Regions from separate parts of the Homo sapiens genome. Here all the other regions are linked to region 3. The links are chromatin loops, found by intact Hi-C in ENCODE. Cell type or tissue: Calu3. All regions are shown on one strand. Each heading gives the region's core, and the rest is flanking DNA. Links, peaks and the distances in the headings are about the cores only.

Region 1 (7,398 bases), core at 1,124-6,123, 67 kb after region 3:
GGGACAAGTTGCATTGTGATGCAGCTTGTCCCACAGCGAGCTGTGGAGCTGGGAGGGCCATTCAGAGCTCTGCATGGAGGCAGGGTGGCCGGCCTTCGTCCCCTCAGGCCAGCAGGGCAAGGCAGCTCCCCTCAATAGAGGTGAGTTACCACGAGGGGATCTGTGTGTGAGCTGGGAAAAGGAAAGCAATGCCTCTGTCTTGAAGGGGGAATCCGGGTGATTCACTATAGAATCCACTACAGCCCCCTCCAAAACCAGTTGTCAAATGACCTGGGAACTTGAATGAGGAATGGGATGAAGATAGATAGTGAGCAGGTTCTTGCATTTTTCTTCCTTTAGTTACTTGTTAAGTTATTACAGAGAAACCAGTTTCTTTAGGAAAAAAAATTTCATGGTAACACAACAATTTAGACATAGTGTGACTTATTAGAAAGGAATTTTACATGTGGTGTTTTATTTAAATTGCAAATTAAATAATACCTCTGTTTATGTCTGAATGTTTAACCTTGTTTGGAAGTTTTTTCATCTGTGTATATATGAAGAATTCAGCATGAGGCTGGGCATGGTGGCTGACGCCTATAATCCCGGCGCTTTGGGAGGCCGAGGTGGGCAGATCACCTGAGGTCAGGAGTTTGAGACCAGCCTGGCCAACGTGGTGAAACCCCATCTCTACTAAAAATACAAAAATTATCTGGGCACGGTGGTGGGCGCCTGTAATTCCAGCTACTCTGGAAGCTGAGGCAGGAGAATCGCTTGAACCTGGGAGGCAGAGGTTGCAGTGAACCAAGATTGTGCACTGCACTCTAGCCTGGGGGAAGAGTGAGACTCTGTATAAAAAAAAAAAAAGAATTCAGCATGAGTAGGAAAAAATTTCTGTCTAAAAATAGGAAACTGATTAAAGGCATGCATTCAATGATACACCGAGAATTTGGAATAATGTATCAATTGGCAATAGCAAAATAACCAAATAATTCCGACCTCTGCCCCTCATTAATCTTCTCACTCTATCTACCTTTGCTTCTCCTTTTCTCATATCTCATGTTGCCTTTCTCCCATCTCAGCTCTTTCCCTCCTGCTTATTTTCCCATCTGCAAATACTGGTGTACCTAATAGATGCACCTGGCTTAAAGAAATAAAAATAATTGTAAAATATGGACCCCGTTTCTAAGAAATTATAATTTAGTTAGAGAGCAAGCCTTATGAACATGAAACTAAAGGTCATTCTAAAATGATCGAAGTTAGGTGACAGCTGGTATAGTCATCAAATATTATGGGAGATCAGAGGGTTGAGGTTGTACTGTGATCTTGAGGAAATGAAGACTTCCTGGAAGAATATGGTGTTAAAAAGTTGTTAAGAGGTGTGAAGGATTTCCAGGCTGGAAGGGTGTTGGGCGAGCATGGAGAGACAATTGGAAGTGACTGAGTGGTGGCTTGGGGCTCTGGAGCACACTGGAGTCAAAGGTTTGGGAAGTGACAAGAGTTGGCAGTTAGGTTGGATAGGCAATGAAGCTTTTTCAGTCTGTGTCTTAGTCTGGAACAAAATACTGTAAAGCGGGTGGCTTATAAACAAGAGCAATTTATTTCTCAGAGTTCTGAAGGCTGAGAAGTCCAAGATCAAGATGCCGGCAGATTCAGTGTCTGGTGAGGCCCTGCTTTCTGGTTTCTAGAAGCATCTTCTTAACTGTATTCTAGCATGACATGAGGAGCGAGGGATCTTTCCGGGCCGCGTTTTATAAGGCCATCCATCCTATTCACGAGGGCTCACCATTATGACTGTCGTGCGCAGTGGATTAAGCAGTGAAGGATGAAAGACACCGTAACTTAATGCTTGAATCACACAGTTTGTTGGCACGCAAACAGTTCTTAACAGATATTGGTATTTTATCCCCATTCACGCTACACACAACTCTTGTTTTTCACCCTGTTAGGAACAAGTCGGGGATCTTACATGAATAGGCACAGGATTGGTCACAGAAGTCCTCAGGCATCTGGGAATAGCTTCCCCTGGTATCAAGGCTGGAATGTTGAGGCTGAAGCATTCAGTCAAGGAGATGGCAAGCCTGACTCCGGGTCCCTTTCTGAGTGGCAGCATCTCATCCTCACGAGTCTGTGTCTCAGCAGAGCAGGTCGAGCTGCCTGAGGGCTTCTCTTTTTATAGTCCCTGTTTGGGGATCCACCTGTGTCTGGTTATCTTGAAGGTTGGTGCGCCCTAGCATGTGATGTCGTCTCAAATTGGAATATCCCAATGCAGTTGGTCTAAACAGATTTGGGCATTCTGGCAGACATCTGCACTTACAAACTAACTGTGATAACATATTTACACTATACCCATAAATTGCACTCCAAACAATGACCTAATCATTGCCCCTTTTAAAAAGGCCCCACTTCCTAATACCATCACCTAAAGCATTAAGATTTCAACGTACATATTTCGGAGGGACACATTCAGCCCATAGTGGTCTTGTATGCAAGGCTCAGATGGTAAGGTTTATTTTATACTCTGCTTTCAGGTGGGGGGATACAGGTTTTTAAGCTGAGGACAAAGCATGATGACTGTAGTGTCTTTGGAAGATTAATCAGGCAGCAGCTTGGAGGACAGAGTGGGGCAAAAGGTGTCAGGCAGTGGAGTGGCACTGTGCTGGGTGTATAGATACAAGGGCCTGGTCCCAAGTGACACAAGTTCAACAGTTTACATGGAAAATGTATAACAGGGTACATAATTTTCTGTAATTCTATAGAATCTTTTTTTTTTCTTTTTTTTTCTTTTTTTTTTTTGAGACAGAGTTTTGCTCTTGATGCCCAGGCTGGATTGCAATGGTGTGATCTTGGCTCATCTTAACCTCCACCTCCCAGGTTCAAGCGATTCCCATGCGTCAGCCTCCTGAGTAGCTGGGATTACAGGCGCCCGCCACCACGCCCGGCTAATTTTGTATTTTTAATAGAGACGGGGTTTCACCATGTTGGTCAGGCTGGTCTCGAACTCTGACCTTAGGTGATCCGCTTGCCTCAGCCTCCCAAAGTGCTGGGATTACAGGTGTAAGCCACCACGGCTAATCTCAATTTTTTAGAATCTTAAAGACAGTAACTTACACCCCTGAGCGGAACTGTTGCTCAACCAGGATATGCCATTTAAACTCCAAAGTACAAAATAGTTTTAACGAGGAAGCCAAAACTGCCAAGAAGAATGCAGGAGGTGGAAGGCTTTGGGATCCAACAAGAACACAGCTGCTGACATTGCTGAGGGAGAGCTGCCCCCACGAGCCCAGCTTGCCTCCTCTCAGGCCCTGCCTGCCCCTCTTAAGGGGCCTCACCCTGCTCACAGCCAGGGGGCGTTCAGCTCCCGAGGCAGTGCAGCCGTACCTCCCCGCTCTCTGTCTGTGTGGAATGTAGGTTGGGAGTCCATGTGGAGGTGATGGGACAGATCAAAGAGCCTGAAGGAGACACGGTTATCCCAGAGTTTTCTTTGTACCATGTCTCATCCATGGTGCTGATTTTCCAGGATCCGGCAGCCACAGCCTGTCTATCCTGAGATGAGACTTGTGGATCCGAGTGTCTCAGAGTGTTCAGAGCACCCCAGTCAAAAATCTCATCCTGACCATAATCGTAGTCGAAGGGATGCCCAGCTTGGAGTTTTCAGGTCTTTGGGTAGGGTCAGATGTTTAGGGCTAGGGAGAGAAAAGGGACATTTGGCAACACTGAGAGGCTCCTGGCCTGTTGTGTGTGTGTGGTGGTGGTGGGTGGGGGTTTCTCTGTGGCCACAAGGAGTCTAAGCAGACATTTTTTTAAAAATTTAAATTTGCATTAAATGTAATTGTATTCCCTTGTCCATAGTTTGTAAATGTTTAATTGATGACATCATAGTTGGTGCTATTCTCTGATTAAGAGGGGAGGTTACTTGAACATAAACCCTTACATAAATCCAGGGGTCTGGATGGTCAGGTGGCCTGAAGAGAAACTGTTTTAAAGAATGAGGGTAATTATCACTTGTGGTCCATTATCCATTCTTTGACAGAATCATCACTTTAGTTATTTTAAGTGCACCTTTCTAATGCTACTAATTTTTCATTTTTGGTTCTCCCCTCCCCATAGCCCAGGCCCTAACCCCTTCCTGTGTCCTCCCCACACTCCCTTCTCCCCTACACCCTTCTCCCAACCCCTGCCGTACATGCACTCCCTTTCTCATGTTAGTCTTGTGAGTTTCTGGTAACAGACAATTGGGATTGATTTTAGAAATTCTTGTCCAGGCACGGTGACTCACACCTGTAATCCCAGTACTTTGGGAGGCTGAGGCTGGAGGTTCATTTGAGGCCAGGAGCTCAAGATCAGGTGGGGCAACACAGCAAGACCCTATTTCTGAAAAAGAAAAAAAAAAGAAATTCTACCTGGAAGTATTCTCCTCACCGTATTGCACTCTTTGAGGTTATGATTTAGTCACATGTTCCTGAAGGGCTTTGTAGTGTGTAGCCTGAGTTATGTTTGCTGTGCCCGCTGTCCTTGCATCCTTTGTCAGCAGGTTGTAAAGGAGCTGTTTACGCTTTTTTTTTTTTTTTTTTTTGACAGAGTCTTGCTCTGTCACCCAGGCTGGAGGGTAGTGGCGCAATCTCAGCTCACTGCAACCTCCACCTGCTGGATTCAAGCAATTCTCCTGCCTCAACCTCCCGAGTAGCTGGGATTACAGGCACCCACCACTACGCCCAGCTAATTTTTGTATTTTTAGTAGAGATGGGGTTTCACCATGTTGACCAGGCTGTTCTCAAACTCCTGACCTCAGGTGATCTGCCTGCCTCGACCTCCCAAACTGGTGGGATTACAGGCGTGAAACCACTATACCTGGCCAAGAGCTGTTTACTTTTTACCTTCAGACACAAAGACTGGGAAGCATTAAGCAGGAACAAGTACTTGCTTAAAATTGCTTTTATGAGATATTTGACAAAAAAATGTAATGTGAAGCCACAAAGGCAAAGGTATTTACAGATCAAGACCAATCAGGACAGGGTCTCCAAAATATTCCCTAAGCATTTAGCTTTCTCTAAACTTCCTTTTAAAAATATCTGTAAAAGAGCAGTGCTTTATCCACTTAGCATTTTAAAACCTCAATAAATATACATTTATTTATGTAGCTTCCTCCCCAGCGGTTTTCCCTGAAAACCTCAGATGTAGTCATTTCTAGCCTAAAAATAGAATGTGCAATGTAGGTGACATCATGCAACAGAAATTCTCTGGAACAGGTTTTCTTCGAAGTACGTGGGTGGAGAAGATCCTTTTTGAAATAAAAAGGCACTATCGCAGTTGTAACATACCGGCTGAGCTACATACGGTCAGTGGTGACATGCTCTGGCCGTGTCCTGGGCCTCTTGGGTGTTTCTGGGGCAGGATGATGCAGCTTTCATTTGAGCATGTCCAATGTGGACCAGATCACACCGCCATCCACACGCCAGATCGCCTTTGAAGTTCCCAGGGAGGAAGAGTTGTAAATTAAGTCCAGTTAGTACTTTATTTGCCTTTCTGCTTATTATTTCAAACAAGTAAACAAGGACAAAACCTCACCACCCTTAGGCAGTCTTGGCATTCTCCCAGATGGCATCCCCCATCCTGCCTCATTATGTGCGATTTCCAGGGTAGACAGGCCTGCTTCTGTGGTTAATTAGGCTGGGGAGGGAGGAGGTGGTTGGACTACCAGGGGTTGCTGTGGGGAAGGAGGAAGCACTTGCTGGTAGGGTTCAGACTGCTCTGGGTTTTATGAAATGTGGGCTTCAGTTTAAATATTTACTTAAATACAGTTTTAAAATCATAAAGAGGACGGATTGCGTTTGGACAATTGGCAACTGGTGAAGAGAACAATGAGAACAAGGCTTTGAGGAAAATACGAGGATACTGTGGTGTATTTCTGGATGTGTACAGGGGGAAGCAGTTTGAGGAACAAACCACTGGAGTGTAGCATATTTGTGAGGGGATTTGAGGGAGATAAAGTCAGATTGTGGAGGTGGTGGGTGAAGATGTGAACTTTATTCAATAGGCAATAGGGAGATGGTGAAAGTGTTATTTTTTATTTTTTATTTTTTAAGGCAGGCAATAGGGAGATGGTGAAAGTGTTATTTTTTATTTTTTAAGGCAGAGTCTTGCTGTGTTGCCCAGGCTGGAGTGCAGTGGCATGGTCTTGGCTCACTGCAACCTCTGCCTCCTGAGTTCAAGTGATTCTCGTCCCTCAGCCTCCCAGGCAGCTGCGATTACAGGCATGTGCCACTACGTCCTGGTAATTTTTGTATTTTAGTAGAGATGGGATTGGCCATGCTGGTCTCAAACTCCTGACCTCAACTGATCCGCCTGCCTCAGCCTCCCAAAGTGCTGGGATTACAGGTGTGAGCCAGTGTGCCCAGCTGGAAGTGTTTTTATTTTCTATTTTTTTGAAACGGAGTCTTTCTCTGTCGCCCAGGCTGGAATGCAGTGGTGTGATCTCGGCTCACTGTAGCCTCTGCCTCCAGGGTTCCAGTGATTCTCCTGCCTTAGCCTCCTGGGTAGCTGGGATTACAGGCGTACGCCACCACACCCGGCAAATTTTTGTATTTTTTGTAGAGACGGGGTTTTGCCATGTTGGCCAGGCTGGTCTCGAACTCCTGACTTCAGGCAATCTGCCCGCCTTGGCCTCCCAAAGTGTTGGGATTACAGGCATGAGCCACCGCTCCCAGCCTGGAAATGTTTTTGTTAGGAGAATAAGAATGTTTGGTTTAGTTAAATGAGCGTTTGTTCGGTGCATACTCTGGGTCAGGCAAATGTGCACAGACTGGAGACTCAAAGAAGTCACTGTCTCTGCCCTCAGTGACAGTGGCACTGCTAGAGAGAGTGCTAGAGCCTTCAGTGACAGTGGCACCTGCTAGAGAGAGGTGACAGACAGTTGAGCTCTCAGTCTAGCAGGTGACAGACAGTTGAGCATACAATTTCAACATAACACAGTGATTCAGTGCACGTGGCATTCCAGTGCTGTGGAAGACAGAAATGGGAAATATAGCCTCATGTGCAGTCATGGAAGACCCTGGAGGAGGGAGGCCAAGTTGCTTCTTGAAAAATGAGGAGTTTACCGGGAGAATAGAGAGGGGTCTTCCAGGCCAAGGCACAGTGGGAGCAAATGCAGTGTGGTTTTAGGTAGGTGGTGAGAGGTAGACAGGGGAAGTAGGACTGTCTGTCACTCTCTCCTCCCGGTACCACTGCAGAAGCCTCCGGTTTCGCCCTTCGTCTGATGCATCTTCCATACAACAGCCAGACTGGGTTGCATCGGAAAAGCACATCTGGGTCAGGTGCAGTGGCTCATGCCTGTAATCCCAGCATTTTGGGAGGCCAAGGTGGGCGGATCACTTGAGGTCAGGAGTTCAAGACTAGCCTGGCCAATGTGGTGAAACCCCG
Region 2 (7,398 bases), core at 1,018-6,017, 160 kb before region 3:
TGCTATGCATAGCTTCTGTTTTCACCTCTGGGACCTTTCCAGTCCTTCCCAGGTCCCAAGAGGAAGGTGGGATAACGCAGTCTCCTGCTGTGGTTCATCCTCAGCAGGAGAGAGAAGTCCAGCTGGTCCCCAGCACATTGCTCCCCTCTACCCTGTAAGCCTGCCGCGCCTCCAAGTCGGCTCACCTTTAAAGCCGGCTGAGCCACTCTCAGTAGAGGGGCTGGTGGCCTGCTCTGTAGCAAGGGCATGGGGGTAGTCTGGATTCCCCACATGGGACAACATCTGGTACTCTCTGGAAGCTTCTACATGTCCCCCAAGCATCCCTGCTACCTAGGTGAAGACTTGCATGTCAGAAGGGTTACCCAGCACGGAGCTTGCTTCTCGCACAGAAGCCAATGTGATGGTACCGGATGATAAGAAAAGATAAAGCTTTAATGCGAGTTGACTGGCCAGGGGACAGCAAGCAGTGCTCAAGTCTGTTCCCCGATCTGGGGTGGCGCGAGCCTCTGTGGCCTTTCTAACTAGTCCCAGGTGATGCCATGGCAGCGGGTCTGCCAGGCTTGTAGTGGGAACAGTCAGGAGGTTAAACTTTTCCCTTTGCCCATGCCTGGGCAATTCTGGCTCTGCATCACTGTAACACGGTTAATGTTACTGCTGTAATGGTTAGTCAGTTGAACTGGGTTCGGGATACAGAAGCACTTGGAATGGTCAATAGGTAAGCCTCAAAGAGGTTTCACAAAACCACACAGCTAAGATGGGGGGCTTTCTGATGTTTTAGAGCAGCAGTTCTGACTTTTTCCCCACCCAGGTACTCTTCTCTTTTTCTTTTCTTTTCTTTTCTTTTTTCTCTTCTCTTCTCTTCTCTTCTCTTCTCTTCTCTTCTCTTCTCTTCTCTTCTCTTCTCTTCTCTTCTCTTCTATTCTCTTCCTTTTTTGAGATAGGGGCTCGCTCTGTCACCCAGGCTGGAGTGCAGTGGCTAGGTCATAGCTCACGGCAGCTTCAAACTCCTGAGCTCAGGCGATCCTTCCACCTCAGCTAGGACCACAGGTGCGTGCCACCATGCCTGGTGCCTGGCTAAGTTTTAAAATTTTTTGTAGGTACAGGGTCTCCCTCTGTATCTCAAAGTGTTGGGATTACGGGCGTGAGCCACTGCACCCAGCCCCCACCCAGTTACTCTTACTGGCAAAGGAGAAAAACAAATCCCCTGTCCTCTGGGCCAAGGGCACAGCAGAGATTTGCCAAAAGCATGAAATAGCCTGTTTTATCACAAACCCCTGTGTGGCCATAAAACTATGTATGAACTTTACCCTTTATTCCTACCTATAGGTTTGTTTTAATATACAAGTCATGATTTGTGCTATATCAAACTACTTAACTCTCCGACCGCACCTCCTAGGAATTTTTAAATAAAATCGAGGCTATGGGAGGATGCTTGGGGTTTGTCCTACGGCTCTGTGTGACTTGATGTTCCCCAGCTCACACTTGGGGAAGAAGCATCAGTGGTGGCCCTGAGCTCTCCCCCGGGCCTGCCCTGCCCAAGTGCACAGGGTGCTGGGCAAAGTTGTTTCTGCCGTGCCCTGCTGGAACTTCCAGACAACTCCTGACTGCCCGATGGTGTTTGACCTTCCATGACTTTCTCCGGTCTTGTCATAATCTCCATCCTCCCACGTGGGTGCTTCCTTTTGGGTGTTTTCCTAACAGCACCATTGCATCTGTTGGAAAACAAGGTCATTAGCTCTCTGCCTCTTGTTCCTTCGTGTTTCTCCAATATCGTTCAAGTCTTGCAGACTTTCCTGCCAGTTTCCCAGCTTTGTTTGCCGTTTCAGTGTTCTGGGCAGAGGTGGAGACCTAAGCCCAACAAGTAATCAAACAAACAAAAACAAATAGAAGACTCAGAGCTGACCAGAGAGGTTTGCAACAGCATTACCTCGGGGGCTGCAGGTTCAAAGGTGTAAGCATGACCTCTGTTCTGATGCCAGGCTGGTAGTTAGGGGAAGTTTGGAACAAGATCACCAATCTCAACAGAACATGGTCCTTCCACATTTCCAGCATCAAGTCAGACAGGCAGCCTCACCATAGCTTAGGGCGGAGAGCGGGCATTGGAACTGTGCGGGTAGCTTTGGCTGAACCATGAAAATCGGGCAAGTGACTTAATCAACTCATCCTCTGGACTGTGCTTGTTCAAGTGTCATATGCACAACACCTTAAATTTGCTGTTGTTTTAAGTTAGCATACAACGTCCTGAATGATGGTTTAAAAAAAAAAAAGAAAAAAATGAATTTTTTTTCTAAAGTTGAAAGAGTGTAATAATCAGGGACACAAGGAGCAGATTTAGTGTTTTTTGTTCTTTTTATTGGTGTCCTGCTCTTCATTAGAGTCTTTTTTTTTTTTCTTTCCCGAGACGGAGTCTTGCTCTGTTGCCCAGGCTGGAGTGCAGTGGTGCAATCTCAGCTCACTGCAACCTCTGCCTCCTGGGTTCAAGCGATTCTCCTGCCTCAGCCTCCCGAGTAGCTGGGATTACAGGTGCGCCACCCCATGCCTAGCTAATTTTTGTGTTCTTGCTAGAGAAAAGGGTTTACTGTGTTGACCAGGCTGATCTCGAACTCTTGATCTCGTGATCTGCCGGCTCGGCCTCCCAAAGAGCCGGGATTACAGGTGTGAGCCACCGCGCCTGGCCCCATTAGAGTCTTACAAGCATAGATAGTATCAGTAGCACCAGCACGCACAAAGGCTCCCTCTGCACTGGGTCCTGTGCTCCAGGCTCTGTGTGCATTTTATTAATTCTCTTCACAACCCTCTGAAGTAGATTCTCTTATCACCCTAATTTTGCACATGGCTTAAGGGGATTAAAAAACTTCCCCCAAGGCCAGGCGTGGTGGCTTATACCTGTAATCCCAGCACTTTGGGAGGCCTAGGCAGGTGAATCACTTGAGCCCAGGAGTTCGAGACCAGCCTGGGCAATATGGCGGAAACCTCCATCTCCACACAAAAATACTGAAAAATTAGCCTAGTGTGGTTGTGTGTGCCTGTGGTCCCAGCTACTTGGGAGGCTGAGGTGGGAGGATCACTTGAGCCCAGGAGGTCAAGGCTGCAATGAGCTATGATTGTGCCACTGCACTCTCAAAACAAACAAACAAAAACCTTCCCCAGGTTCACGCAAACTGGGAAGTGTCAGAATCAGTCTCGAAGCTCTGGTGCCTCTGATCAGGAGTCTTTCTCTTGACCACTGTGTGACACATCCACACCCACCAGCTGTCTCCCTGGAGAAAGCTTACCTTTTCGTGTTCAAGATAAGGAACAATATCAAAAATGAACAGGAGCACCAGAATGCTGGAATCATATTATATTTCTGATTGTTAGTGTATTTCTAGCTTTGTATTACTTTATATTTAAGGAATACATTTAGTGAAGCACTGTTTTGTTTTTTGTTTTTGCTTTTGCTTTTTTTCTGCTAGAGAGTATCTTGACTTTCAGGAGTTAGAACTCACTTCTAATAAGAAGATATTTACATCCGTAATTTAGCTGGTGTATCTTCTGGATTGATTGATTTTATTACCCTGCCATGCTGGAAGTGTGAATTCAGCCAAAGCATACAGATTTCAACATTTGTATAAAGGCTACCTCAAGAGGGCGCTCCTTGCAAGCCGTAGAGTTGTTTAGTTCTCTCCGGGCCTGACACTTGATTTTGGAGAGTATTTTCAGAGACTGCATTGCAATCCTGCATGAGTACAGAGGAAATTCATGGAAGAGCCATGAGGAAACATAACAGAAGTGCAGAAATCTGAGTCTTTAGGATGGAAGTTGTGAAGTTTCAGGGATTTCAATTTTTATAAAGATTAAAGAAAAACCTCTCAATTCTTTTCCTGTATAGAATCATAGAAGGGCTAGAAGAATTGCTTTTCTCTATTTTTAAGGACTTGGTAGGAGTGACGGTGGGAGAATTCTCAGCTCTTCTAGATAACCAATTACATCATTTAATATATTGATTTGATATCCTGAGGCAGATGGTATTAGGGTATTTGTTTTTGTTCTTTTAAAAATCATATTAGGGCCAGGTGAGGTGGCTCATGCCTGTAATCCCAGCACTTTGAGAGGCCGAGGTGGGTGGATCACCTGAAGTCAGGAGTTCAAGACCAGCTTAGCCAACATGGTGAAACCCCGTGTCTACTAATAATACAAAAATTAGCTGGGTGTGGTGGTGCACGCCTGTAATCCCAGCTACTTGGGAGGCTGAAGGTAGGAGAATCGCTTGAACCTGGGATGCGGAGGTTGCAGTGAGCTGAGATCACTCTATTGCACTCCAGCCTGGGCGACAAGAGCGAAACTCCATCTCTAAAAAATAAATAAATAAATATCATATTAACTCTTCTAAAAAAAATACAAAGAGGCACAGCTAAAAGGCAATAGGGAAATAAGAATGGAATTCTAAATAATGTTTAATTAATCCAGAAGAAGGTAAGAAAGGAGCAGAGGAATTTAAAAAACAGATGAGAGAAACTAAAAATAAATTCGAGCAGCAGACTTAAATGCAATCACATCAGTAGTTAACATTAAATATAAATTGACCAAACGGTCCAATTTAAAGACAGAAATTGTTAGGCTGCAGAAATAAAAACCCAACTCTATGCTGCCTTTAAATATAAATACAGATAAGTTGAAAGAAAAAAGATGGAATATGTCACACAAACAGTATGTTTTAGAAAGCTCGAATGGCCATATTAATATACAATAAAATAGACTTCAGGATGATATTACCAGAGGTAAAAGGGACAATTGTCCAGGAACATATAAGGCATAAAACTGTGTATGTCCAGTAATAGAGCTTAAAATACGTGAAGAAATATTGACAGGCCAGGCACCATGGTTCGCATCTATAATCCCTGCACTTTGAGAAGTCAAGGCGGGAGGATCGCTTAAGCCTAGGAGTTTAAGATCAGCCTGGGCAACATAGTGAGACCCTGTTGCTACAAAAAACTAAAAACTAGCTGGGCGTGGCAACACGCTCCGGTAGTCCCAGCTGTTCAGAAGGCTGGGGCAGGAGGATCTCTTGAGCCCAGGAGGTTGAGGCTGTAGTGATCTATGACTGTGCCACTGCACTCCAGCCTGGGCAACAGAGTGAGAGCCTGTCTTAAAAAAAAAAAAAAAAAAAAAAAAGGAAAGAAAACAAAAGATTGACAGAATTTACAGGAGTAATAGATAAATCCACCATCACAGTTGGCGATTTTAACATCCCTCTGTTAGTAATTGATAGAACAACTAGACAAAAGCACATTTATTCATCTAAATTGGCCATCCATGGTGGGGGCTGAGCTGCAGTCAGCTAATGGGTACTCTGCTCACGATGGTTTCTACTTCGTGTTCCTGGCTAATGAAGAAGCAGCTGTCTCAGCATCCTTTGTTACCCAGAGGACGTCTTGAGATTGATTACAGTTACTCCAAGGGTGAACCTGAGTCTTTACCTTGGCAAGCAAGTTATGGAGGATTTCCTCTTTACTCCAACACTTGAGATCAACCCTGTCGTCTAGACAGGATGAGTTTCTAGTGAACAGAGTAAATTGCTTCCACTCAAATAAGGCACCTATCTCCAAGGAGCACTTTGTAACTACCGTTTGCTACAACCCCAGGCTGCCGGGGAAGCAGGTTCCTCTGAGAGTCCTCAGTTTGATTACACTGATGGGCCCTTGAGCGCAGAGATTAGAGTTTTACCTATATAGTTAAGTGACACTTAAAGTCCAAGACCTATTATCTTCCAGCCATCCACTTCAGGACCAGATTAAATTCGGCTAGGACTGCTTAATAGGATTATGGAAACACAAGGACCAGCCTCATCCTCCTAGCTCCAGGCAGATTCCCCTCACCGCACCACTTATCAGTTCTCAGCCTAACCATCTCCTGAGAAGAGAATTTTTCAATTTCCTGCATTGATAGGATTTAACAGATTTCCGGGGCTGAGAAAATGGGGGCTTCCCACATTGTGAACGCTCTGTCTGGGTAACACAGAGGCCTTGTTTAGGTGAAAGCATCTTGTGTTTCTGTGTCAGTTAAGCCATGCGTGGTGATGGAGGCAGCACTGTCTGGACTGGTCTCAGAGCAATTCCTTTTTTTTTTGAGACAGGGTCTCTCTCTGTCGCCCAGGCTGAAGTACAGTGGGATGATCTCGGCTCACTGCAACCTCCACCTCCTGGATACAAGCCATTCTCCTGCCTCAGCCTCCCAAGTAGCTAGGATTACAGACATGTGCCGCCACGCCAGGCTAATTTTTTTTTTCTCTTTTAATTTTGATATTTTTAGTAGGGTTGGGGTTTCATCGTGTTGGCCAGGCTGGTCTCAAACTCCTGACCTCAAGTGATCCACCCGCCTCGACCTCCCAAAGTGCTGGGATTTCAGGCATGAGCCACCATACCTGACCCAGGTACCCAACTTTAAAGAAGAAAGTTTGGTCACAATACCATCTCCTTTTTAAGGGATGAATTGTTTAGGTTCATTTGGCGGTTTTCTAATCTTAACGTTCCGTGGCTTAACATTCAGCACTGAGAACTGAGGATTTGAATTCTGATTTGAGAACTTGATCTGATGAATGTAATGAAGGCATTTCTTTCTCCACCTCCCTTTCCTGGAGGTGCTGCGTACCTTTGCCTTTACTGTATCCTCAGATCAGCTTAGTGGGGCTCCTGCCTGTAGCGAGAAACTAATACCCTCTGTCAAATCTCCTGTATGCATATTTTTAAGCTCCAGATGAACGTTCCTTTTTAAAGAACTTTTACAACAGATTTGTTGTAAGACGTTAAGCTAGAAAGAAGTATTATCCTACACTGCTCTTATACTCTTGTGTTTGGGGTTGGTGGCCTGATTTTTCTTTTGAGGATATGTCTCATCGATGTAATTCTAAAACAATTTTAAACCCACAGATTAAGAACATATGTTTCTTCATGGCACATGTTGAGAAAGACTTCAACTCATTCTGCAGTCTTTACTGAAGAATGTCTTTAAAGCAAAATTGCAACTGGTCAGCTCTATTATCTACAAATTTTATCAAGTCTTGACCCAGAGAGTCAGACCAAAGGCTTATCTGACCTTGTATTCTTCCTCTGACAAAGGCCCCAGTTTTTTCAATTGTTGTGTGGGAAAGGTGGGTGGGGTGGGGAGGGTGATGAGGCGGAAAGATGTTTTCCTTCCCTTGTGTCAGTCACAGAATGTCAGGAATGTTCCTCAAAGGTAGATCTTCAGCATGACCTTTGCTAACTCCTTCTTGAATTTATTTATAGTTTATCTGCTACCTCTTGGGACATAAGTTTCAAATGCTTATTATCTGCAGTAGTACAGTACTTCCTCTTTTTGTCCTAAAATCATTTCTTTCAAGCTTCAAGGAGCACCCTGGGTCTCAGTATTTGGAAGCGA
Region 3 (7,398 bases), core at 1,371-6,370:
CAGTAAATCTCTCGTTTTTTTTACCCCCTGACTTTCTCTTAAGGAGCACTTGAATCCCTCTTGTAGGGTAGCTGCTGCTTGCATTTTTGTTCTCGCTCAAGCCACCTTTTTCATCAGCTGTTGTGCCAATCTTCTGCCTCAGTAGTTATTCAGTGGTCCCCCATTTGGTTTTATTTATTCACCTCTTTCATCCCTATCCTGCCTCAGTACTGAAAAGAAGCACTTTGCTCAATCTAAGGATGGGGTAAAGAAAAGGATAATATCGTACTAATAGGCCAGGCGCAGTCGCTTACACCTGTAATCCCAGCACTTTGGGAGGCCGAGGTGGGAGGATCACTTGAGACCAAAAATTCGAGACCAGCCTGGGTGACACAGTGAGACCTTGTCCCTACACAAAATAAAAAAATAGCCAGGTGTGGTGGTGCATACGTATAGTCTCAGCTACTCAGGAGGCTGAAGCGGGAGGATTGCTTAAGTCTGGGAGGGAGACGCTGCAGCAAGCCATGATCATGCCACTGCACTCCAGCCTGGGCAGCAGAGCAAGACCCTGTCTCTAAAAACTAGCTAACTAAATAAAATAGGCCAGGCACTGTGGCTCACGCCTGTAATCCCAATACTTTGGGAGGCTGAGGTGGGTGGATTACCTGAGGTCGGGAGTTCAAGACCAGCTGGACCAACATGGAGAAATCCTGTCTCTACTAAAAATACAAAATTAGCTGGGCGTGGTGGCACACACTTGTAATCTCAGCTACTCGGGAGGCTAAGGCAGGAGAATCACTTGAACCCAGAAGGCGGAGGTTGCAGTGAGCCAAGATTGTACCATTGCACTCCGGCCTGGGCAACAAGAGTAAAACTCCATCTCAACCCAAAAAAACCCCAATAAATAAATAAATAAATAAATAAATAAATAAATAAATAAATATCGTAGAAGTGCAAGCTGTTCCTTTAGTGAATGGATAGATATCATGTCTTTTGGTAGTTCCTTTAGCTGTTAAAGTAGGGTATTTTGCCTATTGTAGAGAGAGAGCCTTACTATACTTGGAGCTTTTATTGGTGAAGTTAACTAGGTGGGAGGTTCTGACAGATGGTGAGGGATATGGAAGGGATAATCCAGAGTCCCTGCTACTTTTTAACACTCCCTCCCCAAAATCATTCTCTTCTATTTGTTTATGAATCTTATTCCTTCTTTCTTCTCTCGCCTCATCTCTCTTTGCCAGGACTGATGATGAGATGGTTCTGAGTATTGATTGACAGGGCTGGAAAAGAAGTAGAGGTGGGGCCGGGCACAGTGGCTCATGCCTGTAATCCCAGCGCTTTGGGAGACCGAGACAGGTGGATCACCTGAGGTCAGGAGTTCAAGACCAGCTCGGTGAACATGGCGAAACCCCTGTCTCTACTAAAAGTACAAAAATTAGCCGGGGATGGTGGCGTGCACCTGTAATGCCAGCTACTCAGGAGGCCGAGGCAGGAGAATCACTTGAACCCTGGAGGCAGAGGTTACAGTGAGCCAAGATCGTGCCAGTGCACTCCAGTCTGGGCAACAGAGTGAGACTTTATCTCAAAAAAAAAAAAAAAAAAAAGAGAGAGAGAGAGAGAGATGGGCAAGACACTTATTTCATAGGAAGGAGGAAGAGGGAAGCAGGCATTTACTGCTGTGGCCACACAGCTGGTTTCCTGGCCCCGTGCAGCTTTATTTCTAATGTGCAATGTGATTGTCTGCCCCTGTTGTCCACAGGACTAGCCTGCTGCCATAAACATGGTGCATGTTGTAAATATTGCACAAGCCTCCCCAGATACTAAATATGTGTAATTCTTGGGGCATGGATTGTGTGGTTCATTTGGAAGTGATGAGGAATTATTATATTGCTGTTCCCTAATGAAGAAAGTCACTTTGCCTGGTGAGTTTTGTCTGTCAACTGGATGAGGATCATCCCTCTGTCTGGAAGCCAGAATTCAGTGGCAGCTTTTAGATACCAATGCTAAGTCAATTTCTTTTGTCTTGGCAAGGGATGGCATAGTATTTCCAGAAGTAAAGTCTTATATGCTGGACAATGTGGCAACAGATGACATACGAAACCAGATAAATGTAGCCTTAGGGCTTCAGGGCAAATGCACCAAGAGAACCAGGCATAAACCTCCTGGCATTTTTTGGCCCAGCCCTGGAAATCCTAGTGTCACGTTGGCTGTACTATATAGGTTGAAGCAGAATCGAGGTGAAGGGGGCATAGGGCTGCCCACCTCCCCTTCCTAAGAGGAGTGTCAGAGAACTTACTGACCTGTTTTAAAACACGAATAGGATCCTAGTGGAGAAAGATCCATTCTGATCTACCTGGGGCACTGCATGTAGGTAATTTCTGTGGTGTGAGTGTTACTATTCTTGTATTTGAGTCTTACTTGAAGACAGGGATAGGGGCCACTCTGGTGGGGTAGGAGCCACTTCACAGCCTCTTACCCCCACCCCCAACCATGTTCCCCACCACACGTGTTGGGACTAATGGCTTGCTTGTGTACAGGCAAGATCAGAAGCAAGCTGTGTCACCATCGTATTTCCAGCACTTAGCATAGTGACTTGAACAGAATAGATATTCAACAAATACTTCTTGAATTGAATGTCATTAACTAAAAAATAGTGCTAACTTTTGTATCCTTGAGTTTTGTCACTGGATACGTGAACCCTTGTGGGACTCCCAGGAAAGACTTACTCTAAACAGGAGCCAGATTGACTGATGTGATCACCAGCCTAGGGAGAGCAGTGAACAAAATGGGTATACCTTGTTCTCCTTCTAGCTGGCCATTGATTTTTTTTGGTGTTTCACATGGGCTGTTTTATAAATAACAACGGTCTTTTTGTAACTTGGCTTACAGTACTCAGTAAATACTGTGCTCCATGTGTATAGGAGTCTGTCCTTTGGGGAGGATAGACTGAAACTTGCTGTTTTCATTGTAATTAGTCATCCCTTTGTCATGAATGGCAGCTTCTCTCCCATTCTATAGTCTACTGGGTAACTCTACAGTTTTCCTTTGTTGAGTGCAGCATCTGATTCCATTAGTTCTTTGTGCAGGAACAGTGCATTAGTGTGGACGTGGGAGGCTGGTGAAAATTGTTATTTAAGGCATACCACATTATGATGTAGTCTTACCTAATGCCTTGGAATAAGAGTCACAGAATGGTTTGTTCATTATGTCTGAAATCTCTACGGGCCCTGAGTGATGAGATAATAAGTAATCCACCTGTAAATGGAGACTCTGGAGGGCCCAGTTAGATCCTACAAACCTGGGTCACAGGAGGGGTTAAGGGAGATGGGAGTTACATTTCTCACTCCCAGTCCTGGAAAACATCCCACTTTCTGTATTGTTTTCTTACAAACATTGAGTCGAATCTCTGAATTGATAAGCTGCCTAGCTGATAACGAGGCTAAAGTAAACCCAGCAACTTTAAAACATGTTTTAAATTCAGGGAGATGGTGGCTACAAAGAAGATACAATTTGAAGAAGGCATGAATTTGAGAGAAAATTTTTAGTAACAAATGCATTCTACTTACGTAGAGGTGGGAGGCATGTTTGAAGGGCACAGGGTAAGTAGTAACTTTCTCTTTCCTTCCCCACCTTTTCTCATTGACCTGCATTGACAGTTGTGCTGCGTACTGTGGGCTTGCACACTGGTTCACCTGACAATGAAAGTTTTATAAACTCTGGGCACTCTGAACTTCACCCAGTCCTTGGCAGTAGGCTTCTAGATTGACTAATCATGTAGTATTTCTTAGATGTGGCCATTAAAAAAAAAAACAACTTTGTGATGTAGTTGAAGGTCTGGATTATATTCAGCTTTCGAGTAGGACATGGGGCAGAATCCCTAGCACTGTAAAAATAAAACCACTTTTCATCACAAAGCTCAAGGGAAAAGAATGTAAGGTGTGTTCATGTTAAATTAAAATTACACTGATGTCATGGTGCAAACAGGCAGCTCCAAGGCTGCGGGACTGGCTGGTTTTCATGCTGATAAAAGCATGAGCCATCAGTCTTGATTGATGACTCTGTCCACACGTGGCACCTATGTGCTGTGAGAGATACAAGCACTCTTTGTGTAAGCAAAAGCATAGCATTGCTTGAGTTTTATTATAGATATAGTTTACCTAGCACCACCTTGGATCTCATAGACTCACATACTCAAGGTGCCCTGTTTGATCTTTCTGTGGTCACAAGATATTGCAGTCCCGGCCCACTGCAAATTCTCCCTTAAAATGGGACTTTCCCTGGCAGCGAAGCCCAGTCTCCACTGTTGAAAGAATAGCCACTTGCTGGATTGCAGTCCAGCTCAGGGAAGCTTCATTGTTCACGTGGCACTGGAGCATGTGAGGAACGCAGAGAGGGTCCTGAGGAAGGCGCTGAGATCCAAGGAAGAGCATTCTTGGAACCAGTAACTTGTCATTGCTGGAAACAGAGCTGTTGTAGCTGTTTGGAGATCTGAGTTCTAGTCTTAGCTCTTTCCCGCTGTCTACATGAGAGGTCTACTTGATCTTTACTGGACTTCACTTTCTTCATCTGCAAAGTGAACAGGGATGAAGTCAATGTGCTCTAAGCTTAAATATTCTATAATCCTGCTTAAAATCATTTCCATCCAAAATGACCTGTAGTTGGCCGGGCACGGCGACTTACACCTGTAATCCCAGCACTTTGGAAGGCTGAGGCGGGTGGATCACCTGAGGTCAGGAGTTCGAGACCAGCCTGACCAACATGGCAAAACCCCATCTCTACTAAAAATACAAAAATTAGACAAGTGTGGTGGCGTGCACCTGTAATCCCGGCTACTCAGGAGGCTGAGGCGGGAGAATTGCTTGAACCTAGGAGGCAGAGGTTGCAGTGAGCTGAGATCGCGCCACTGTACTCCAGCCTGGGCAACAGAGTGAGGCTCCATCTTGGAAAAAAAAAAAAAAAACCCCAACAAAAACCACCAAAATGACCAGTAGTTAAGCTGCAGCTTCCTCTTTAACTCAAGTTATGGCGATATGATGGAAAAGCAAGCCAAGCCACATATTAATCACGTTGTATTAGCAATTTGACGAATCAGTTATTTCATGAACACATTTATTAAGCACCCATGAGTAAGGAATTGTGTCAGGCACCAGGGAAACAAAGTACTTCACTTTCAAAGCAGTTCTAGTAAAGGGGAAAGGTAAGTGAGTTCTAGTAAAGGAGACAAATGAGTGAAAAAGAAATAATTGCGAGGCAATTGCCTATATCAGAAAGAGTGGTGAGGTGAAGGAGGGAGCAATAACCCTGTGAGGTTCGGGGTATGATGGTAGGTGATCAGAGGAAGAGACACTTAAGCTGGGTCTTGAGGGGCAATTAGGAGTTCTCCAGGGAGGTGTTCCCTGTAGAGAACAGTATATGCAAAGGCATAGAAACCAAAAAACATGAAATCACATGGTATTTGGAATGAACATGTGGAAAGTTCTGTTATGTAACAGATGCTTGAGATCCAACATTATTATCATTGGAAACATTAAAATATGGCAGATCTTATATTTTATAGTTTTCAGTTAGTAAATCATTTATGAGGCCATCAGTAAAATATTACAAGTCTTGGTTTTTAAAGATTGTCAGTATGATGTATTTAGACAGAGCCTAGTGAAGCTTGATTCAGTATTCTTTTCTTATCATTTGAAAATATTTTTTTCGGCTGGGTGCAGTGGCTCACGCCTGTAATTCCAGCACTTTGGGAGGCTGACGCAGGTGGATCACTTGAGCTCAGGAGTTCGAGACCAGCCTGGCCAACATGGTGAAACCCTGTCTCTACTACAAATACAAAAATTAGCCAGGCGTGGTGGTGGGTGCCTGTAATTCCAGCTGCTTGGGAGGCTGAGGCAGGAGAATTGCTTGAACTCGGGAGGCGGAGGTTGCAGTGAGCTGAGATCGCGCCATTACACTCCAGCCTGGGTGACAGAGTGAGACTCCATCTCAAAAAATGAAATAAATAAAATAAAATAAATAAAAAATTTGTCCATACTGGGTTAATGACAAAGCAAATTTAAAAGTTTTAAGTAAATATGGAATGTATTCTATAAGGTAGGCATTCTTGACCAGATATAACAAATCTCTGAACTAATTATGTCGCCTTGGTCAAATCACACTACCTCTTTGAGTTTTAAATTCTCACCTGTAGAATGAGGGAAATGGGTCCATCCCAATCCTGATATCCTATAAATGAAAACTGTTCTTTTTAGTATGCCAGGTTGTATAGGTGTATTTCTTTTTCTTTCTTTCTTTTTTTTTTTTTTTTTTTTGAGACGTAGTTTTGCTCTTGTTGCCCAGGCTGGAGTGCAATGGCATGATCTCGTTCACTGCAACCTCTGCCTCCCAGGTACAAGTGATTCTTCTGCCTCAGCCTCCGGAGTAGCTGGGATTACAGGCATGCGCCACCACGCCCGGCTAATGTTTTGTATTTTTAGTAGAGACGGGGTTTCTCCATGGAGTTCAAACCCCAGCCACTCCATGTTGGCCAGGCTGGTCTCGAACTCACGACCTCAGGTGATCTGCCCACCTCGGCCTCCCAAAGTGCTGGGATTACAGGCGTGAGCCACTGCACCCGGCCCCGGTATAGGTGTATTTCTATAGCATGAGTCATTGTGATAGTCAAACCTTTCTCAATAGTGACCATTTACACTGAAAGTCTAGTTGTGGTTTTTTGCTACTTTGAGTATGTCACATGTTTCAAGTAATTTATTAAGTATTTTATGTGCATTATTTCATTAAACAGTTAGAATAACCCTGTAGTGTAGATCATATTTCCATTTTATAGTTGAAGAAACCAGAGGCTCAGACAATCTAAATAACTGGGCTGAGCTCACTGAGGTGGTCATGGAGTGGCTGGGGTTTGAACTCCAATCTCAGTCCCCTTGCTCTAAGGCAAGCTTGTCCAACCCATGGCCTGTGGGCCACCTGCGGCCCAGGATGGCTTTGAATGCAGCCCAACACAAATTCGTAAAATTTCTTTAAACATTATTAGACCTTTTTTGCAATTTTTTTTAAAAGCTCATCAGCTATCATTAGTGTTGATGTATTTTAGATGGCACCCAGGACAGTTTCTCTTCCAGTGTGACTCAGGGAAGCCAAAAGATTGGACATCCCTGCCCTAAAGTCTGCATTCTTTATCAAGGACTGCATTCTGGGTTAAGGACACATGGTTATTGCCATAAAACAGTATCTTGTTTACATCACAGAGTTAATATCATGCCTTCTAAAAAGGTAAGTCTCACTATGAAAGCAGTCTGTTTCACATTTTAAACAATGAAAAAAAAGAGGTACTTTCTGATGTGTTGACTAATGGACCATGAGTTTTAATATATAACCAGGTGGTAGCATATCAAATACAGGAAGAAAGTATTATTCTCCATAATA
Region 4 (7,398 bases), core at 1,186-6,185, 86 kb after region 3:
ACAAAAGCATTTGGTCGAACATTTTTTGTTTTAAAAAGATATGAAACTAATTACAGTGTCAGTATTTATATAACTGAATGAAGTTGATTTAGTAGGTATTTCTAAGTGTTTATATTGTTTTTAATGTTAATTATGCCATTACAAAATTTAGAAGGTGAAATTTGGAAAAGGCAATTGTTTTTAATTCTTCTACCCAAACAAACCACTTTTAACATTTAGCTATATTTTCTTCCAAGATTTATTCTGTGCACATTAAAAAAAGTAGGTATGAGCTTGATTTTGTTGGTTCTGTTTCACACCTTCAGAAACATGTACTTTTTGGTTAAAAGCATATCAAGAATGAATTTATTTATTTATTTATTTATTTATTTGATACAGTCTCGTGCTGTTGCCCAGGCTGCAGTGCAGTGGCATGATCTCAGCTCACTGCACCCTCCGCCTCCCGGGTTCAAGTGATTCTCTGCCTCAGCCTCCTGAGTAGCTGGGACCACAGGCGGGTGCCACCACATCTGGCTAATTTTTGTATTTTTAATGGAGATGAGGTTTCACTCTTTTGGCCAGGCTGGTCTTGAACTCCTGACCTCAGGTGATCTACCCACCTCAGCCTCCCAAAGTGCTGGGATTACAGGCCGACTTAAATAATAGATGACATAAAAAAGTAAAACGTAACTATGCGGGAAATAAAAACTTTAAGTGTATTAGAATAATGATACAAATTGTGATATGAAGCTCTTCTAAAATGTTATAGAACTTTAGTTTTTAAATAATGAAAAAGGGTAGCTGGCAGATGAATATTACAGGGCCATTTCATTAGTCTTTTTCCTCCCCCATCTGTCAGATATTTGATTCAAGTGGCAGCCATGGATTTTCTGGAACTCAGCTACCTCAAAACTCCAGTAACTCCAGTGAGGTAAACTTTGCTATAGATGGCCGCCATCTTGTTTTACATGAATGACACAAATGCTAACTTTTTCTGTTTTTTTTTGTTTGTTTTTGTTTTTGTTTTTGAGACGGAGTCTGGCTCTGTTGCCCAGGCTGGAGTGCAGTGGCACGATCTTGGCTCACTGCAAGCTTCGCCTCCCGGGTTCATGCCATTCTCCTGCCTCAGCCTCCCGAGTAGCTGGGACTACAGGCGCCCGCCACCACGCCCGGCTAATTTTTTGTGTTTTTAGTAGACATGGGGTTTCACCGTGTTAGCCACGATGGTCTCGATCTCCTGACCTTGTGATCCACCCACCTCGGCCTCCCAAAGTGCTGGGATGACAGGGTGAGCCACAGCACCCGGCCACAAATGCTAACTTAAGCGAGGAATGCTGGTTCAGAATCTTTACATGAACTCCTTGAAAATAGATTTATAATTAAAATGGTCCCAGTAGGTATTCTCTAAAGAGATAGTCTTGAATGCCAAGCATTTTGGAGGTATCTAACCTCATGTTAACTCCATTTTAAAATTAGTGACATGACTAGACTGAAGTCATAATAATATCTTTGATTTATACATCTCTATTCCTCAGCAGTACTTACCTTCGTTTGAGAGTTCAGTGAATACAAAATTGCATTTTCCTCTCAGGGTTGTCAGGGATCTTCACATAGATAGTACATTCTATGCTGTGTCTCTCCAGGCGCCGTCAAGGGGAGCCTGAGTAATGTCTCCTCATCCCTAGAATTGCTTCTGACCAAACAAATCCTCAGAATGATTTCTGAATGAAATCCTAGAGCATGAAATCCCAGATGTGCCTATGCCTCTTCCTAGTGCCTTTTTCAAACCCACAACATCCCCATGAAGCTGTGTTATTTAATTTCTCCTCCACCAAATAATTTTTTTTTTTTCAGATGGAGTCTCACTCTGTTGCCCAGGCTGGAGTGCAGTGGCGTGATCTCGGCTCACTGAAACCTCTGCCTCCCAGGTTGAAGCAGTTCTTCTGCCTCAGCCTCCTGAGTAGCTGGGATTACAGGCACCTGCCACCAAGGCTGGCTAATTTTTGTATTTTTAGTAGAGATGGGGTTTCACTATGTTGGCCAGGCTGGTCTTGAACTCCTGACGTCGCGATCCACCCACCTCAGTCTCCCAAAGTGCCGAGATTACAGGCGTGAGCCACTGCACCCAGCCAGTTCTTACTCTGCACTTACCATCTCTTACTGTTAGCCACTCTGTCAAGTGCGTATGTCATGGCTCCCAGGAAAGCTTGTAATCGATATAGTTTATATATGCCCTATTTCTATTAGATGTAGTCATTTAATGGCTGAGGATGACTGATTTGTAATAAAGGCCCATAATTTTAGGGTCCTATCTCTTCCAGCATTATATAACAATGTAAAATTCTTACTTTGAAAGTTAAGAGGCCTGGCATGGTGGCTCGTGCCTGTAATCCCAGAATTTTGGGAGGCTGAGTCAGGTGGATCATTTGAGACTAGCCTGGGCAACATGGTGAAACCCTGTCTCTATCAAAAATGCAAAAAATTATCCGAGTGTAGTGGCTTGCTCCTCGGAGGCTGAGGTGGGAGGATTGCTTGAGCCTGGGAGGCAGAGGTTGCAGTGAGCCAAGATCGCACCACTGCACTCTGACCTGGGTGGCAGAGTAAGACCCCATCCCTGAAAAAAGAAAGTTATGAAACTATAGCATCAGTACACTTCCTATTAACAGAGTTTATGTTGGACTTTGAAAATAAATTTTGCTGATGTAGCCACTTACAGTGAGAATTTAAGCTTAGTGCTTAAGATGGGCTCAAATCAACAGGTCCCATCGATGCTCTAAGGAGTGAGAAGAAACTATGATTTCTGCATTTGTTTTACTCCTATTTGTTTTAGCTAAGCATTACTTGTGATGTAGGGATACTGAAGAAATTCCTTTCATTTATAGGACAATTTTAATGCAGCCTCTGTAATTTCTGTGCTATCGTACCCAGATAACTAGATTCAGATAGAATGGCAGATAGAACTAAGGGTGTAATTTGTTTTTTTATATCTCTGGGACTTAAAATTCTGCCTGAGCTGGCTAAATAATTAATATTTCATTTTGCTACTTTTCATCTGCTAATCATTCTTGGAGAATACTTGTAACCTGCACAAACCTATTTTTATACAATAAGTACATTACGCCCATTTCTATAACACAGAAAGGCTGTTGTGAGGGAGGGGCCGTGTGCATTTTAAACTATTTCACTCTAATTGATGCATCATATAACAGCCCAACAGTGAGTCACCCTAATTCAAAATCTGTTAAGTCTGGAATAAAGCCAGTCTTACTTGAACATTTTTTTAGAGGACACTTTGGCTTGCCAAAAATGAAAGCTTTTCATAACGAACGTCTGGATGAGTAATAGTGAGTCTTACACGGCCTTTGAAGGGAGGTGTTTGTCATGGAGATTGTGACAACAAAGTCCCCACTAAGGCTCAGATGGCGGCAACCCCAGAAGCTTCATTGCAGAAATTGTGACAGCCCCTGGGCCTTGGCCCCTTCTTCTGGAAAATTGGCTTGGGGTATTCCAACTTTCTGTGGCAGTGAGTGAATGCAGTATTGTCATCTTAGTCATGAGCTGTAAACTGAAAAAAAAACCTAAAAAACCCCAAAAAACCCCAAAACCAAAACAAACCCCCTAATATTGTTTTCTTAAATGGAAAATATGAATGAAACAGCTTACTCTTCACCACAGTATGGTAATCTGTTTAGAGAGAATATTAATACACAACCCTACATAGCATATATATATGCATACAGCTAGCGAGCTAGCTAGATCCATCTTTGTTTTTCTTTCATATCAACCGATGTGTGGGCCTCAGTCCAAGAAGGAAATAAACACTTTCTCTTCTATGACATTTTACTGTTGTTAAGAAAACTGGGAGCGTGCAACTCCCTTTTGTGTTTTCTCCTCATCTCCCTTGCAAATAGACTTTCCTTTTATCAGCCACTGTGGTGGTTTGGGCCCATTTGTGACAGCCAGATTGTGATTTTGCTACTCACTTCCCTTCAGTGATCCAAGTAGTAATTACAAGCCATTTGATCCAAAAGCATCTGCTGTGAGAACACACGGAGTTTCAATTTTTTCTCCTTGCTGCATACTGAGCATAAGTAATTTGACATGTGGTTTCAGGACCATTGATGTAATAATAATAATAATAAATACTTCTGTGGAATGCCCTCCAAGGAGAGCTAAAGTGATTTGCAGACGTTCACTAGTCAGTCTGGAGTGACTGTGGCTGCAGCCCAGTGATGTTCCCGTGTCGTGATGGCCAGTTGGAGCTGACTGCAAGGTGATCTGAGCAGCAGTGGCCAGAACAGTGGCCCAGGGCTTTGGAACAAAGGATGATTCTCAGGAAGTTCTTTATAGTGGCCATCGCTGAAATGCAGTAGCTACTCCCAGTACAGTATAATGCCCTGATCCAGCCTCAGCTTCCAAAAAAAATCTTTACAATTTATGTCTTTCAAATGCAATTCCTCCCATCAGTCTCCTAACCACCCCACGAGGCTGGCGTTTTTAACCTCTTTTGAAGGTGAAGGAACAGAAGTGCAGAGGCACTAGATAACAGCCCCTAACAAGGCTGAGATTTGACCTGGATTGCCTTGCTATTATTGTATTTTTTCTGTCTCCATTTGCATTCTCAGGACCAGGAAACCTTGAAGAGGCTAGTTGGAAATATATATATATATATATATATATATATATATATATATATATATATTTTTTTTTTTTTTTTTTTTTTTTTTCTTTGATGGGAGGAAGTAGAGTAGGAGGCGTGGTAGGTGCGTAACAGTCCTGGCAAAGGTAGCCAACCGTGGAATTCTGGGTGGTTAAAAAGGTTAATTTAACATAGCAGCATCTTTGACATGGGTAACCTGGAAAAAGAGTTTTCCAGATGGCTCCATTTTTAATGCTTATTTTTAGGATTCTCTCTTCTTTTTATGAAAAGAATATTGGAGAATATTTCATCTGGCTTCCTGAAACTAAAGCATGTGTATTTTCAACTTGGATAGCATTGACCTTCCTTCAGAGAATTAATCCAACTTTCCCTCCAAATGGGCAAAGCTTACAACAACCTAAGAGATCTGTAAGCACCAAGTAGCTTTTTCTTTTTCTAGTTTTAATAAATTAATTTTAAATTCTTGGTGCTTCCTTTGAATAACCAGGTTTTACTTTTCTTGAACTGTATACATTTGTGAGGGTTGTGTGTGTGTGTGTGTGTGTGTGTGTGTGTGTCTGTCTGTCTGTCTGCCTAACACACACCAAAAATTACATTTAACTTTTCATTGAGGGACTCTCTTGAGAGGGTCTTACTCTTTGATGGCCTTGGCTTTGATAGGCGTCTTCTCTTCTATGGTTCACTAGATCTTGGGTCAACAGTGTAGACTCAGAAAACCATTGCTCAGAGCAGTTGTAGCACAGCACCTTGTTTAATGGATTTTAATAGGATTATTTCTTTTGTCCTTCCATCCTTCCATCTATCTGCACACTTTTCTCTTGTCCAGAACTTATTCTCCTTCAATAATCTGTTAATTTTTCTTCTCGAAGCTTCCAGAGAGCATTAAGAACTTGACACTATGTCAACAGATTTGAGTAAGATACTGAAAACGGACAGCGTTTACCCTTCTGCCTGTAATATGACTGTGAATTTCTAGTTGTATCCAGCTCAGCACTGAAGTTTTGGGTGTGTCCTGGGTGTGGGACGCACTGTGTTAATGGCTGAGGGAGAATGAGGATGCAGAAGACAAAGCCTCTGCTGGTATTCATCTTCTCCTGGTGCGGGACTTAGAAGTGACTCTCCTGTGAGCTGGGCTTTGCCAAATGCTGTACCAGGGACATAGGAGAGTAAACTCATCTAAGTGAGAGGACTTGAGGGCAGAGAAAGGAGAGATAGGAGAGAATTCATAAGACAGGGGCATTTTAAACCAGGTTGGAGGGTATATATGGTTTCAGCACTGACTCTACTTGTAAGGACGGTACAGCAGAGAGAGGAGATGGAAGTGAGCACCGGTGTGGAGCAGGAGCATGCCACTCCCTTCTGGGGAATGTTCCCTGAGCCATTCTGTTCAATGGGAACATGGTGTGTGGCTTAGAATAATGGAAAGTAATCAGGAGATTTGGGTTGCACCCATTTTATATAAAGGGAGTTAACTGCCAGGCGGGCATTCTGTGTAGTATAGTGGTGGTGTGAACCAGCTCATCCCAGACTTCCACCCTTCAGATCCCCGGAGTACCATAGGCACTAGTTGTGTAAACTTGGGCAAGTTTCTAGAATTTCCTGAGCCATATTTTTCTTGCCTTTTCCATAGGAAGTGATGATGGTGCCTTCCTGAGAGGGCTGGCTGTGAGTGGTGAGTGAACTGATGGCACATCAGGAGCTTGTTTCATTTGGTCTCACGAGATGCAGTCTTTTTTTTTTTTTGAGATGGAGCCTCCCTCTGTCGCCCAGGCTGGAGTGCAGTGGCACGATCTTGGCTCACTGCAACCTCTGCCTCCCAGGTTCAAGCTGTTCTCCTGCCTCAGCCTCCTGAGTAGCTGGGGCTACAGACGCGTGCCACCATGCCCGGATAATTTTTATTTTTAGTAGAGATAGGGTTTTACCATGTTGGCCAGGCTGGTCTTGAACTCATGACCTTAGGTGATCCACTGGCCTCGGCCTCCCAAAGTGCTGGAATTACAGACGTGAGCCATGGCGCCCGGCCAAGTGATACAGTCTTTCTCTGATTGTCAGTAACGGTGAGAACAAGAGGGTGTGAAGGCACAGTGTTAATTTGTACTGCTCATGTTCCTCCCACACCTGTTTATCCATAATTACGTTCTTCCTGATCTCCAAAAGTGCAGCAGTAAATTAATTGCTCTGTCACCCTCAGTGGGAGCCTGTGACTTCCTCCGGGCCTTGTTCTTTGTGATGTTTCTTACTCCACAGTGACCTCTGCTGGGTTTTAGTTTGCTTCTCAACAAGCCTGGTTTCAGAGGTGGGGCCTGCACCTTTAAGGCAGCATCTGTTTGTTGCTAAGCACCGGGTTGAAATCACTGCCCAGATGAAAAGTACCCGAGAGAATGAACCAGGGAAAAAAATGTGCCTGTGTAAGACAAGAGCCTTTAGCAGAGAGTGTCCGGGCTGGTTCCTGGCATCCCTGGCTCCTTGCATCTGGTCCTGTCTTTTCCTTTGGCATTGGCACGTGTGGGGATGTGCATTCTGGCTGTGATCATCCTTCCAGAAAAATGTACTGAAAGCGACAGATCCAAGACAAATCCAGAAATGTCACTTCAAAATTGAGCACCATGTTTTCAAAAAGATGGCACAGAGAGACAGATTTTTCCCTTGCTTTCTTCTTTTAAATTTCTTTACGATGTCTCTTCTAGTTTTTAAATCCTGCATAGGAGGATCTTTTACTTTGTATTTAAAAATGCATGGAATTCAAAGTAAAATCACCC

What was found. Hi-C counts contacts between places; a loop is a spot of excess contacts. Peaks named below come from ENCODE experiments on the same cell type or tissue, not always from the same donor. Only the 100,000 strongest peaks of a DNase experiment are listed, where the experiment ranks them.
Region 1: a loop joins it to region 3, with 3 times the contacts of the local background. A loop is called at or near these places in 2 of 110 quality-filtered maps.
Region 2: a loop joins it to region 3, with 2.4 times the contacts of the local background. A loop is called at or near these places in 2 of 110 quality-filtered maps.
Region 4: it touches region 3 in a loop (6-fold over the local background); 6 of 110 quality-filtered maps call a loop at or near these places.

Annotation. Positions count from the first base shown.
Region 1 is chr6:155,149,087-155,156,484 of GRCh38, forward strand. All of the region lies in intron 7 of TIAM2 (TIAM Rac1 associated GEF 2), which reads left to right. Among named protein-coding and RNA genes, the nearest start is that of CLDN20, 110 kb to the right of the region's middle. In Calu3, for the core only: no CTCF peak of the experiment used is centred there; no DNase peak of the experiment used is centred there.
Region 2 is chr6:154,924,901-154,932,298 of GRCh38, forward strand. No RefSeq gene overlaps it. Among named protein-coding and RNA genes, the nearest start is that of TIAM2, 67 kb to the right of the region's middle. In Calu3, for the core only: a CTCF peak has its summit at 3,622 (motif pointing right); a DNase peak (open chromatin) is centred at 3,641.
Region 3 is chr6:155,081,789-155,089,186 of GRCh38, forward strand. All of the region lies in intron 1 of TIAM2 (TIAM Rac1 associated GEF 2), which reads left to right. Among named protein-coding and RNA genes, the nearest start is that of TIAM2, 90 kb to the left of the region's middle. In Calu3, for the core only: no CTCF peak of the experiment used is centred there; a DNase peak (open chromatin) is centred at 4,003.
Region 4 is chr6:155,168,007-155,175,404 of GRCh38, forward strand. All of the region lies in intron 9 of TIAM2 (TIAM Rac1 associated GEF 2), which reads left to right. Among named protein-coding and RNA genes, the nearest start is that of CLDN20, 92 kb to the right of the region's middle. RefSeq lists enhancers at 3,241-3,300, 3,341-3,760, 3,791-3,850, 6,973-7,032. In Calu3, for the core only: no CTCF peak of the experiment used is centred there; a DNase peak (open chromatin) is centred at 3,405.